Regions from separate parts of the Homo sapiens genome. Here all the other regions are linked to region 1. The links are chromatin contacts, found by Hi-C or POLR2A ChIA-PET in ENCODE. All regions are on one chromosome and are shown on one strand. The core of a region is the stretch at or near the end of the contact, and the rest is flanking DNA. Distances in the headings are between cores, read along the strand shown. Region 1 holds the start of ZNF638 (zinc finger protein 638). Region 2 overlaps LOC105374797 (a long non-coding RNA gene). Region 3 has its middle 17 kb from the start of PAIP2B.

Region 1 (4,047 bases), core at 1,161-3,660:
GACCTCAGGGAGCTTACATTTCTAGTGGAGGAAGATGGAAAAGAAACAAATAAATAAATTATTGGTATATCAGAAGGTGATAAGTGCTGTGCAAATAAATAAAGCCATATAAGGGGCCCACATAAAGGAAATGAAAGAAATTTCATAAGTTACTTTGCCTAACTCTAGGGAAATGTTTGAAAATCTAGATGAAATGGATGCTTTTCAAGCAAAATATAAATTACCAAATTCATTGTGGAAGAGAGAGAAATTCTTATCCAACTAAATATCATAAAGTATCAAGAGAAAATTAGAGAAGAACAACTCTCAGAAAAAGCACCAAACAAGATATTTCAAAGGTGAATTATTTCAAACTTTAAAGAACAGGTAAGTCCAATGATATTTAAAGTATTTCAGGTTTGAGAAAGAAGTGAGTTTGTAGGGAAATGGTTATTTTCTTTTTTTTTTTTTTTTTTTTTGAGACAGAGTCTGACTCTGTCACCCAGGCTGGAGTGCAGTGGCGTGATCTCGGCTCACTGCAACCTCTGCCTCCTGGGTTCAAGTGATTCTCCTGCCTCAGCCTCCCGAGTAGCTGGGATTACAGGCGTGCACCACCACAGCCAGCTAATTTTTATATTTTTAGTAGAGATTGGGTTTCACCATGTTGGTCAGGCTGGTCTTGAACTCCTAACCTTGTGATTCACCTGCCTCAGCCTCCCAAAGTGCTGGGATTACAGGCATGAGCCACCTTGCCCTGCCTATTTTCTTACATATTTAGTGGAAGTGACACTTTGTAGAAACTTTTTGGGAAGTTTTTCTACAACACCTATTAAAATTAAATGTATGTACACACATATACATTTAATCTAGCATTCCCACTATGATGATTCTAGCCTTTAGAAATTAAAGCATAATTTGGTAAGTCTTTGTATACAGCAGTGTTTGCAGTAGCAAAAAGACTGGAAACAACTTCAGTGTTCAACAACAGGCTGAATAATTGCTGAGGCAGCTATACTATGAATATTATACAATTATTTAAAAAAGGATTATATGGTTTACTTGGAGAAATGTCAGTAATCAGAAAAGCAAATAGCTAATGTGTGAAAAAAGAAAACATTTCCTGTTACATGCAAATAATGTGTTTGTATGAATATAAAGAAATGTATGGAAGGAAACTTATCAAATGTTAACATGGGTTATTTGGTGTTTAGGGGGAGCTTGTTGGCTTTTTCTTTGTTGTTTTTGATTTGTTGTCCCTAGCAGGATTTTTGGTTTGAAATGAAAATCCGATAAGATATCTTTTTAAAACGACTTTTCTTTTTAGTCTTTCAAATGCTTGTTTTAATGTGAATAAAAGAAATGCATTTGCTTGAGTGCTAGGTAAAACCGATGTGTGAGACTCAGGGTGGGTGGTGTGATTTGTGTGGTATGCATACGGCAGGGCTTGTAGCTTTACCAGATTTTGAACAATGACTGGGTTTTCATATTGGTGTAGTACAGCCACCTCGAGAAGATAAAACATTGCATAACACAGTTCTTTAACGTCTGTCATCCCAAGGTTTTCCATGGGTAAAATGGAGATTACAAATATCTACCACACAGATAGGGCTTTTTATTGTGAAATGACAAAAGGATTTTCAGAGTGTTAAAGTTTTAGCTGAATAGCTTTGGTTGAATTCTACTTTACAGTTTTGAGTAGCTATGACACACATCATTGCCATAGGGATCAAAAGGTGCAAGGTGACAGGATAAAAGCAGGCAAAATCTTGACCATACAAAGCATTATATTAACGTGCTAGGCGCGAATATAACCTGTTATAATATAATGTTGTTATTATTATTTGAGATGGAGTCTCACTCTGTTGCCCAGGCTGGAGTGCAGTGGTGCAATCTTCCCTCACTGCAACCTCCGCCTCCCGGGTTCAAGCAATTCACCTGCCTCAGCACCCCCTAGTAGCTGGGACTACAGGCGCGCGCCACCGGCTATTTTTTGTGTTTTTAGTAACGGGGTTTCACCCTGTTGGCCGGGCTGGTCTCGAACTCCTGACCTCAGATGATCCACCCACCTCGGTCTCCCAAAGTGCTGGGATTACAGGCGTGAACCACCGCGCCTGGCCATATAATGTTATTATTGAAGGCACAAATGATCAGGGAAGACTTCATGAAGGAGGTGAGACAATATAGGTCTTAAAAGGATGAGCGGTTTGGAGAGGACAGGCACAGAACCAGCAAAAGAGTGAAGACGGCGCTGGAGTTTTTTTTTTTTTTTGCCGCACGCCTTCGCCGCCACCACGCGGGAGCGCCCCTTCCGGGAGCCCGCTCCGCCCGGCTCTTCTCGGGCTTCGGGCGAGCGCGGTGCCAGCGGTACGCAGGCGCCGGGAGCCTACGAGGGCTCGCAGGAGCTGGGAGGCGCGCATGCGTGCAGCTCTTTGGAGGCGGTAGCGTTTTCGGCGTCGAGACTGGAGGCTGAGTGCTAAACTGTGTGGGGCGCGGATGGGATCCAGCTGTTAGTCGGGTAGGCATAGGTAGGACCGCTGCCCTGTGGGGAGTAGGGGGTTGGAAGGCGGAGGCCGGTATCGTGGGGGTCCTGAGCCCTTCCTGTGAGATCCGGGCCGACTATTGTATCTGTGTCGCAGCGGCTCCGCACAAAATGGCGGCGGGCAGACGGCGGGGGCGGGAGGAGGTTGGGGGACCCCCGGGATGGGAAGGGAAGCTGTGCTGTGCTGCCCTGCTCCGTCGTTTATTCACTTCGCTACCCGGGAGGGCCCGTCCGGGTACTCGTGAAGGACCCTGCCTCGAGAAGAGCTGCCTGACGCCGTTGCACTGGGCCGAGGATCGTGAAGAGCCCTTTGGCGAGGCCGAGGCGGCCCCTTCCCCAGCAGCGCCCGGCCTGCCGAGGCTGCGCTGGGCCTGACAGCCGAGGAAGCGGTGGTGAGGGAATGCCGAGCAGGGAGGAAGCGTTCCCGTCGGGCCCGAAGAGGCGGTGGAGTTTGAGCCGAGCCCTCTGACCAGCGACATTGTGCAAGAAGCGTGGAGAGAAGAGCGTGTTTGTGTTTGGGGTTGGGGAGGGGGTGTCGGGATGAAGGAGGGAATGTTAGGATCCAGCGGCTTTTCCGGGCTGGTGTTCTGTGCTGCGTAGTGCAGGTATGAAACCAAAGAAAATATCACCTCTGTGGGAGACTGAGGACTCATAAATGGTTGTGATACCTAACAGTATTTCCAAATTTCTCAGAGGAATTGTGAAAACAGAACGTTAGTGAATTGTTTTTGTGTGATTCTTAGCTTGGGCCCCGTTCTCTTAAAGGAAGGGGGAATGTATATATCACAGACTGGAATCCTTGAGAACGTTTGAAATAGATCTTTTGTTGTTTGAGGTAATTGTTAATGAGGGATACTTCAGTATTACAAAATCATGGATTGAGCTATAGAGTGAAGGCTACCTGAAGCTAATTTTTCTTAATCTTAAAATTTGTCCTTAGGCGAAGTTTGGGGCCAGGACCAGAAATTGTAGTAGTTTAAAGGAGTCCCGATGAAAAACTTGTCACCAGGATCCAGCGATTTATGTTCAAGTACTTTTTCCAACGAGCTCTGGAATTTTGCACAAAAAATTTTCTGCTTTTTCCCCTCATTTGTTGTAAAGGATTATTTTTTCAGGGATGTTGTGCTTGCTGGTTCAGATTTACAATTAAAAATTGATAACCTGGAGAAAAGGATTGACCAAAAAAAGGTGAATTTAAGGAAGTTTTCGGAGAAAAACAAACATGTAAATGACATTCAAATAGCTTTAAATTTTGTTAATGATTAGACATTTGAGACTTAGTGGACTTATGTTGCTGTCTTTTAAAAAAGTTTGACAGCATTTTATATTTTATTTTGTACTCCATATTCTGTAATATGTACTTCTAAATAATTACAGGGCGTCCCAGCATGTTATACATTAAAATATGCTGGGCCATTCCTTCCTTGGGGATTTATTTGTCTTGGAACCAAGAAAGGGTAAATATAACAGTTGGAAGAAATCACAAAATCTTATTCGTTTTTATTAACTAGTTTTCATAATGTGTTTAT
Region 2 (4,391 bases), core at 1,653-4,152, 70 kb before region 1:
TGTTTGTCACTGTGGCAAACAATTTCCCCCATTTAACTGCAGCCTTATTAAGGGTAGGAGGAGCTCGTGCTCCCTATGTTGACAAAAATGTTGGTAAATAGACTGATGAATGAATACGTGAATCAATTAAAATATTAATAGTCCATATATTAGAATTGTACACACAGAAATTACTAAACCAGGGTTCTAACTAAAAAGCCAGGACAGTAAAATAGAGCATGGGTCAAACTAAGAGAAGGGAGAAAACGGGCAACCCAGATAAACTATTGATCCCATGCATTTCTTCACATTTCTTTTTCCTTCTGTGTGAAATATGGCCTTTCTATTTTGGTTGGCAGAGATGAATCCTGTATGTTGCCGGAATCCAAACAGTAGAATGACCAAGAATACTCAAAAGGCATTCTGAATAAAGCTATATCCATGCCCCATCCAAAATGTACTAATTGATTTATTTTAGAGACAGGATATCATTTTGTCTCCCAGGCTGGAGTGCGGTGGCACAATCCTAGCTCACTGCAGCCTCAAACTTTTGGGCTTATGCTATCCTCCCATAGCTAGGACCACAGGTGCAACACCACCATGTCCATCTAATTTTTTATTTTTATTTTTGTAGAGCTGGTATCTCGAACTCCTGGCCTCAAGTGATCCTTCCTTGAGGATCCTCCCTTGAGGCTCCCAAAGCACTGACATCCAAAGCACTAGGCTTACAGGAGTGAGCCACTACACCGGACCAACAAAATGTATTTAAGCTACATATTTATGTGTGTTTAACACAGAAATTCCTAACCTATGTCACCGCGATGCTAGAAAGGAAAGAAAACGGCAGCAGCCAAAATATTTATGCTAGAAGAGATGGAAGGAGCAGAAAGTTTCATGCAAATTTGGTTGTTTGGATTATTCCTTTACCTCATAATAATTGGGTTATTTGTTTATTAATAAAATATTGCCTGTAAAGGTAACATTTTCAATAACTCAGATTTTATTGGTGGGTATTTTTGACATACATTTTGTCCAAGTAGTTCTGTAGTTCCTGCTTTTTATGGGACCTCTAAGATGCTTTCAGATATGATGTTATGCTATGGAAAGGGACTGACTTCTATCATCAGTTTACCAGTCAGTGACAGCTTGCTGAGAAATAGTTGCTGGACCTCTAATTTTCTTTCTTCTGTTGTTCCCTCAGATGTTATTTTCTGGTCAGGACCATGACTCTGAAGAACTGATCAGAAGCAGTAACAGTGTAGCCCCGTATATGAAGGGGAGGAAACTAGCAGTAAAGAATTCCTGGCTGGTGCGGTGGCTCATACCTGTAATCCCAGCACTTTGGGAGGCCAAGGCAGGTGGATCACCTGAGATCGGGAGTTCGAGACCAGCCTGACCAACAAGGAGAAACCTCGTCTCTACTAAAAATACAAAATTAGCCGGGAGTGGTGGTGCATGCCTGTAATCCCAGCTACTCGGGAGGCTGAGGTAGAAGAATCGCTTGAACCTGGAAGGCGGAGTTTGCAGTGAGCCAAGATCGCACCATTGCACTCCAGCCTGAGCAACAAGAGTGAAACTCTGTCTCAAAAACAAACAAACAAACAAACAAACAAACAAAAACAAAACAGAATCCCTGTGATTGTGAGTCTCACTTAGGGCTGGACCGAAAGTATTAGACCATTTACACAGAAATCTATTTTTGTTTTTTTTAGACGGAGTCTTGCTCTGTCGCCCAGACTGGAGTGCAGTGGTGCCATCTCGGCCCACAGAAATCATTTTTAAAAATCCTTTGTGAGGCCGGGCATGGTGGCTCACGCCTGTAATCCCAGCACTTTGAAAGGCTGAGGCTGGTGGATCACCTGAGGTCAGGAGTTCGAGACTAGCCTGGCCAACATGGCCAAACCCCGTCTCTACTAAAAATACAAAAATTAGCCGGGTGTGGTGGCGGGCACCTGTAATCCCAGCTACTCTGGAGGCTGAGGCAGGAGAATGGCTTGAACCCCGGAGGCAGAGGTTGCAGTGAGCTGAGATCGTGCCATGGCACTCCAGCCTGGGAGACAAGAGCAAGACTGTGTCTCAAAAAAAAAAAAAAAAAAAAAAAAAAAAATCCTTTCTGAAAAGTGGGAATGGGATGAACACACTTCTGAAAACATGAAATTTTAACCTATCTATTAAGTAGATCAGTACAACGTAAGAAGCCATCCTAGAGAACAGTCACGTAATAGTGGTCCTACCTTTTGTTGTTTTCCTAAAACATCCCTAGGTATAAGCATCACAGCTAGGTGAGCGATCTCTCCATAGCCTGGCTACCTAGAGACATAAATTTAGTGGCTGAGCCCTAGGCTGTCACTATCAGATTCTTCCACTCTACTTTCTAGTTCTGTTAATTCAGTAAGGAGACTTGCAGAAAATTACCAGTGAAGACTTTAGTCTCTAGAAAATCCTAAACTTATGAAAACATTTAGACACTTCTGCAAGATCCTATAAGTTTGCTGATATTACAGAGTTGAGGAGTCACCACTTGGAAGTTTAGTCTTTAGAGGGGGAGGGTTGAAGGTGACTATCTCTATAGGCTTAAGCATTACAAAAGTGGTAGCTTCATGACAATGGAGCTGTGCATTTAAAATTTTTTTCAATTGTCGAACAGGAATTTTATTTTCTCTGAAGATTTTGCCAAAGTGCCCAGGATGTTACTGTTTATAAGATTAGGTAGGTCATTTGCTGTTGTCAAGTAACATTTGCAATTATTGAGCAAGACTCCTTTAGCCATAAATCTATGCTAACCTGTCCAGGACATTCATTCCACAACTCTTTGCTGACAGTACACAAGTTATCATATAGCTGCATGGGAGTGTGAGGTACAGTTCTATTTTCATCTCACCCTTTGGCTTGCTCTATAACCTTGGGAAATCACTTCTAGGCCCTGTGCCACAGACCTGCCATCTGTAAATTAGGACTGTTTAGTAATCCTCCTCTGGCCAGGTCAATGGAAGTCATGAATTCTGGAGCTGGGCAATTAAGAACTTCTAAACACTCCATGAAAGTGCTATTGACACATTCATTCTTTTGAACTTTATCACATACCAGCCTTCTTGAATATTTGACCATATTTTTGCTCTAGTAACACTTCAACATAAAATGCATTAGAATGATTTTCCTAGCTGGGCATGGTGGCTCATGCCTATAATCCCAGCACTTTGGAAGGCCAAGGCAGGCACATCGCTTGAGCCCAGGAGTTCGAGTCCAGCCTGGGCAACATGGCAAAACCCCATCTCTATAAAAAAATACAAAAATGAGCTGGGCGTGGTGGCATGCACCTATAGTCCCAGCTACTCAGGAGGCCGAGGTGGGAGGATCAAGTGAGCCTGGGAGGTCAAAGCTACAGTGAGCTGTGCACACACCATTGCACTCTAGCCTGGGCAACAGAGTAAGATCCTGTCTCAAAAAAAAAATAATAAAAGGATGATTTCTCTAAATTTGGATGATCTCACCTAAATTCCTTCCAACCTTACTGCTAAGAAAGAGTATAAATTATTACATTTTACATATTCATTTCCATTTCTCCTACCCATCATACAGGTACACTTGAATCATGTCCACTGGATTTCACTGAGACAGGAGCTTAACCAGGATCCATTCATTCTGTTTTAGTTAGTAGTTGGGAATCAATGTTGTTAGAACAAATGGACATTTTTTAACAAAAATTCATACATTTAAGCCTCTCATAAACTTAAAACACCTACATTTACATCATGTTATCTTCTTATCCTTATGTAAGGAAAATGTCAGCCAGACCCTCCCTCCCCTTTGCAATCAAAATAAGGTCATCCGGACATCCAATGTGGGTGTCCATAGCCCTTCAAAGATTAGCATCACTAGTAATTTCTTTTTTTTTTTTTTTTTTGAGACGGGGTTTCTGTCACCCAGGCTGTAGTGCAGTGGTATGATCTCAGCTCACTGCAGCTTCAACCTTGCTGGCTCAATCAATCCTCCCACTTCAGCCTCCCTAGTAGCTAGGACTATAGACATGTGCCTGGCCAACTTTTTTGTAGAGGGCATTTCAACATGTTGCCCAGGCTGGTCTCAAACTCCTGGACTCAAGTGATCCACCCACCTCAGCCTCTCAAAGTGCTGGGATTATAGGCATGAGCTGCTGTGCCTGGCCAATTACCAGTAATTTCTGAGGGGCTTATTTTCTTCTGTCCTTTCTACTCCTGAGCCCCTACTTTTATGAGCACTGTCTTTTCACTGTTCCAACCACCTCAACATGAGCCTTTCCCTCAGTTTCTACAAAACCCCATTCACATAAAGTTTTAGTGAGATTTTAAGATTTGGAAAAATAACTTTAAATTTGTATATTAGACACTCTTGTTCTATAAAAGGTCAATTTTTTTACCCTTTCCCCAGAGATT
Region 3 (4,547 bases), core at 327-2,826, 88 kb before region 1:
GCGGGCAGATCATGAGTTTGAGACCAGCCTGGCCAATATGGTGAAACCCCATCTCTACTATAAACACAAAAATTAGCCAGGCGTGGTGGCACACGCCTGTAATCCCAGCTACTCTGGAGGCTGAGGCAGAAGAATCGCTTGAACCTGGGAGGCGGAGGTTGCAGTGAGTCGAAGTTACACTACTGCACTCCAGCCTGAGCAATAGAGCAAGACTCTGTCTCAAAAAAAAAAAAGAGGGGGGCAATCTCAAGATGCTTGAGTAGGCTGGCCAAACTTAAATGCACAGGTTAGGAGGGAACATTATATAACTAAGAATACACATGATACTGTGATAGTTATTTAGTGGTAATGACGATATCAATGACCATTTATTTAAATAATAAGCTTTAAAATACTTTTGATACATTTGGAATAGTTGAGAAAATACAAATATGTACTGGAGATGTTAGATAGCATTAGAGAATTATTGGTAATTTTGTTGGTTGTAATGGTGCTATTGCAGTTAATAGGGAGAATATTCTTAATGTTTTCGAGCTCTAAGAAAATATTTAAAGATTAACTCATGACAACTGAAATTCACTTTGAAATGGTTTAGTAATACATACTCATATATATACATATATGTGAAGTAAATATGACAAAAATTTAACTAGTTTTGGATGCAGGTAATAATTCCATGTACTATTCTTTTGTTTTTCCGTTTAAATATTTTTCTTAAAAGCAGTTATAAATAAAAGCTAAAAATTAGTTTTTATCAATAGATCTACCAGAAGCTAAAATACAGCTAGGTATAAAATGATTATGCTAATGAAAAATCAAGACTATGTGGGTGAAAATATGTTATCAATTATCAATGTCGACCAGAAACATTGGGCAAAGGTCTTTATCATAAGGAAACTTTGCAGAGCAAATTTGAGATTAGAGATGGCAATAACATAGTTTGCAAAGTTCTCTAGCGGTTTCTTAGGTCTCTCCTGATTTCAGTAATCTAAATATTCATTTGCAAATACATCTATTTTAAGGGGATTGGGAGTAATAATTTCTTTTTGCAAGTACTTGTATCTGTTATATGATCTTTATCACTTTTGTCTAGCATTTTTAGTTATGTCTTTGTGACTGTCTGATTTATTCCCCAGCAAAGTTACCTTTTCTTCAAGGTTCATTTTTCAGAATTCTTGGTTTCTCTATTCCACATGTACATGCCCGACAAATACTTATTTATTAAATAAATACTTAGTTATTTAAGATTCCATGTCCTAAATACACTTCCAGAACACACAAACCTCACTACCATTATGCAATTTATCTTCTGCAAATCATTATTTTTCTATGGTAGCTTGCATGCTGAAAGCAAAGTGCATCCACATTCCCAATGATCACAAGTGTCCCACTATACTCTGGGAACCAAAATTCCAAGAATACTTCCAGGTTCCAAATTTACCCCTCCTGTAATGGAAAATCTCTCCTGCTGAGGTGGTAGTTTCTGATTGCCCAATATTGTGTTCCCTTTCCAGGGCTGCAGGAGCCCAAACACTCTTTTGAAAACCTCTCTCCCTACTAGAAACACAGGCTGTTCATTTAGCAATTATAGCTGTCAGCACAGCAAGCTGGCAGGAGAGAGAACAGCATCTGTTTCTGGGCAGCGAGCCCTTGGCAGAGCCAGGAGTTGAGGGCCTGGGGAAACAGGTAGGACAGTGGCTCTAATTTGTCACTTCCCCAGCACTTGTGTATTTGCATCTTGTATCCTGAAAAGTGATACATGTATTAATTTCACCTATATGCTGGGGAGGAAAATTAGAAAATATGGGAAGTAGATAAGAACAGGAATGGTCTGTGGGTCTCCAAGGTCTTGTACATAGTGATACTGCCTCATCCATTCATCTCTTCATTCAACACCCACCTACTGACTATCTTTTCTATATCTGCTGCTGAGCTTGGTGCTGTGGACCCACTGGTGAATGTGACATGGTTCTTGTCCTTGAAGGGCACACAGAGAGTGGAAAAAACTAAAGTATAAATGAGAACTACAAAGGGTTTCAGACTGTATGGGGCATGGGGAGCCCATACAAACAGGAATGGAATAAACTGTGGGTCTCCAGTTTCCACCTGCCCTTTTGTTCTTAGGAGCGATATTTCCTAACCATTTGCCATGTGAATTCCTTCCAAGCTGCTGCTTTAAGGTTTTCCATTATCTAACCAGAAGCCTGAAATTCCTCAAATTTTTATGGCACATGCTATTTGTCCATAGCTATTTAGGTGTTATCACCTGAATACATAGTGTAAATCTTGCATCCTGAGATAAGTTCCTAATGATTGTGGTAAGTGTCCTGTACTTTTACATAATAGCTAATTATATAATAGCTAGCAAATATACTTTTTGAATACTTTTGACATTAACTTGCTGTGTGGCCATTTGGCAAGGTCCCTCATCTGTCTTCTAGCTCTCAGATATTCCATCTGAAAAATGAAGAGAATTGTCCTGCCCACCTTATCCTCTCCTTGAGTTGATGACCAAGGGCTCTGAAGAATGAATATATTTTATCTAGACAAGGGTGTCTATTTTTCTAGACAAAATGACAGTTTATATTAATAAACAAATCTAATGAGCCAGGAAAATATTAAAAGGCTGGCAAACCAGAAAAATATTAAAAGGGTGGCAAATGTGTCCAGAAATATCATTATCCAGAGATAACCTGTTTCCTTCCATATAACTCTCTCTTTAAACACCCCCCACCACACACAGCCACAGATGGGACTGTCATATACATAATGTTCTCTAGTCTCCTTTTTTCATTTGAAAAAAATATTGAGCATTTTTTCATGCTAATAAATCACAGCTATCATTTTTCTTTTTTTATTATTATACTTTAAGTTCTGGGGTACATGAGCACAATGTGCAGGTTTGTTACCTAGGTATACATGTGCCATGTTGTTTTGCTGCACCCACTAACTCATCATTTACATTAGGTATTTCTCCTAATGCTATCCCTCCCCCAGCCCCCCACCTCCTGACAGGCCCTGGTGTGTGATGCTCCCTGCCCTGTGTCCATGTGTTCTTCTTGTTCATCTCCCACCTATGAGTGAGAGCATGCAGTGTTTGGTTTTCTGTCCTTGTGATAGTTTGCTTAGAATGATGGTTTCCAGCTTCACCCATGTCCCTGCAAAGGACATGAACTCATCTTTTTTTATGGCTGCATAGTATTCCATGGTGTATATGTGCCACATTTCCTTTTCTTTTTTTTTTTTTTTTTTGAGATGGAGTCTCACTCTGTCACCCAGGCTAGAGTGCAGTGGCGCCATCTCGACTCACTGCAAGCTCCACCTCCTGGGTTCATGCCATTTTCCTGCCTCAGCCTCCAGAGTAGCTGGGACTACAGGTGCCCACCACCATGCCCGGCTAATTTTTTGTATTTTTAGTAGAGACGGGGTTTCACCGTGTTAGCCAGGATGGTCTTGATCTCCTGACCTCGTGATCCGCCCGCCTCAGCCTCCCAAAGTGCTGGGATTACAGGCGTGAGCCACTGTGCCCAGCCATGTGCCACATTTTCTTAATCCAATCTATCATTGATGGACATTTGGGTTGGTTCCAAGTCTTTGCTATCATGAATAGTGCCACAATAAGTGTGCATGTGTCTTTATAGTAGCATAATTTATAATCCTTTGGGTGTATACCGAGTAATGGGATCACTGGGTCAAATGGTATTTCTAGTTCTAGATCCTTGAGGAATTGCCACACTGACTTCCACAATGGTTGAACTTATTTACACTCCTGCCAACAGTGTACAAGCATTCCTATTTCTCCACATCCTCTCCAGCATCTGTTGTTTCTTGACTTTTTAATGATCACCATTCTAAATGGCGTGAGATGGTATCACATTGTGGTTTTGATTTGCATTTCTCTGATGACCAGTGATGATGAGTGTTATTTCATATGTTTGTTGGCTGCATAAATGTCTTTTGAGAAGTGTCTGTTCATATCCTTTGCCCAATTTTTGATGGGGTTGTTTTTTTAATTGTAAATTTGTTTAAGTTCTTTGTAGATTCCAGATGTTAGTCCTTTGTCAGATGGGTAGATTGCAAAGACTTTCTCCCATTCTGTAGGTTGCCTGTTCACTCTGATGATAGTTTCTTTTGCTGTGCAGAAGCTCTTTAGTTTAATTAGATCCCATTTGTCAATTTTGGCTTTTGTTGCCATTGCTTTTGATGTTTTAGTCATGAAGTCTTTGCCCATGCTTATGTCCTGAATGGTATTGCCTAGGTTTTCTTCTAGGGTTTTTATGGTGTTAGGTCTTACCTTTAAGTCTTTAATCCATCTTGAGTTAATTTTTGTATACGGTGTAAGGAAGGGATCCAGTTTCAGCTTTCTACATATGGCTAGCCAGTTTACCCAGCACCATTTATTAAATAGGGAATACTTTCCCCATTGCTTGTTTTTGTCAGGTTTGTCAAAGATCAGATGGTTGTAGATGTGTGGTGTTATTTCTGAGGCCTCTGTTCTGTTCCATTGGTCTATATATCTGTTTTGGTACCAGTACCATGCTGCTTTG

The links. Hi-C counts contacts between places; a loop is a spot of excess contacts on that map. ChIA-PET counts read pairs that join two places held with the same protein, here RNA polymerase II (POLR2A). Pooled maps may share reads with other maps.
Region 2: POLR2A ChIA-PET joins it to region 1 with 10 read pairs in WTC11. The contact joins the enhancer-like site here to the promoter of ZNF638 in region 1. A Hi-C loop is called at or near these places in 21 of 168 maps with a recorded cell type or tissue (B cell, CD8-positive, alpha-beta T cell, PC-3 and 11 more), 12 of 37 single-sample maps with no recorded cell type and 33 of 50 pooled maps. POLR2A ChIA-PET finds 5 or more read pairs at or near these places in 17 of 52 experiments (A549, AG04449, CD4-positive, alpha-beta T cell and 12 more).
Region 3: a loop to region 1 is called in a pooled map, with 2.6 times the contacts of the local background. The contact joins the enhancer-like site here to the promoter of ZNF638 in region 1. A Hi-C loop is called at or near these places in 2 of 50 pooled maps. POLR2A ChIA-PET finds 5 or more read pairs at or near these places in 6 of 52 experiments (Caco-2, H1, MCF 10A and 2 more).

The regions. Positions count from the first base shown.
Region 1 is chr2:71,329,372-71,333,418 of GRCh38, forward strand. It overlaps ZNF638 (zinc finger protein 638), which reads left to right and starts at 2,411. Exons shown (of 28, transcript NM_014497.5): 1 at 2,411-2,504. RefSeq lists enhancers at 2,004-2,691, 2,692-3,377 and a silencer at 2,211-2,420.
Region 2 is chr2:71,258,854-71,263,244 of GRCh38, forward strand. The region is part of intron 2 of LOC105374797 (a long non-coding RNA gene); the gene reads right to left. Among named protein-coding and RNA genes, the nearest start is that of PAIP2B, 34 kb to the left of the region's middle. Within about 2 kb of position 2,903, at least 2 of the 41 ENCODE cell types and tissues checked have a DNase peak (open chromatin) inside an H3K27ac peak, as active enhancers do; they include heart right ventricle, where a contact is called at or near this core.
Region 3 is chr2:71,242,280-71,246,826 of GRCh38, forward strand. No RefSeq gene overlaps it. Among named protein-coding and RNA genes, the nearest start is that of PAIP2B, 17 kb to the left of the region's middle. Within about 2 kb of position 1,577, at least 5 of the 41 ENCODE cell types and tissues checked have a DNase peak (open chromatin) inside an H3K27ac peak, as active enhancers do.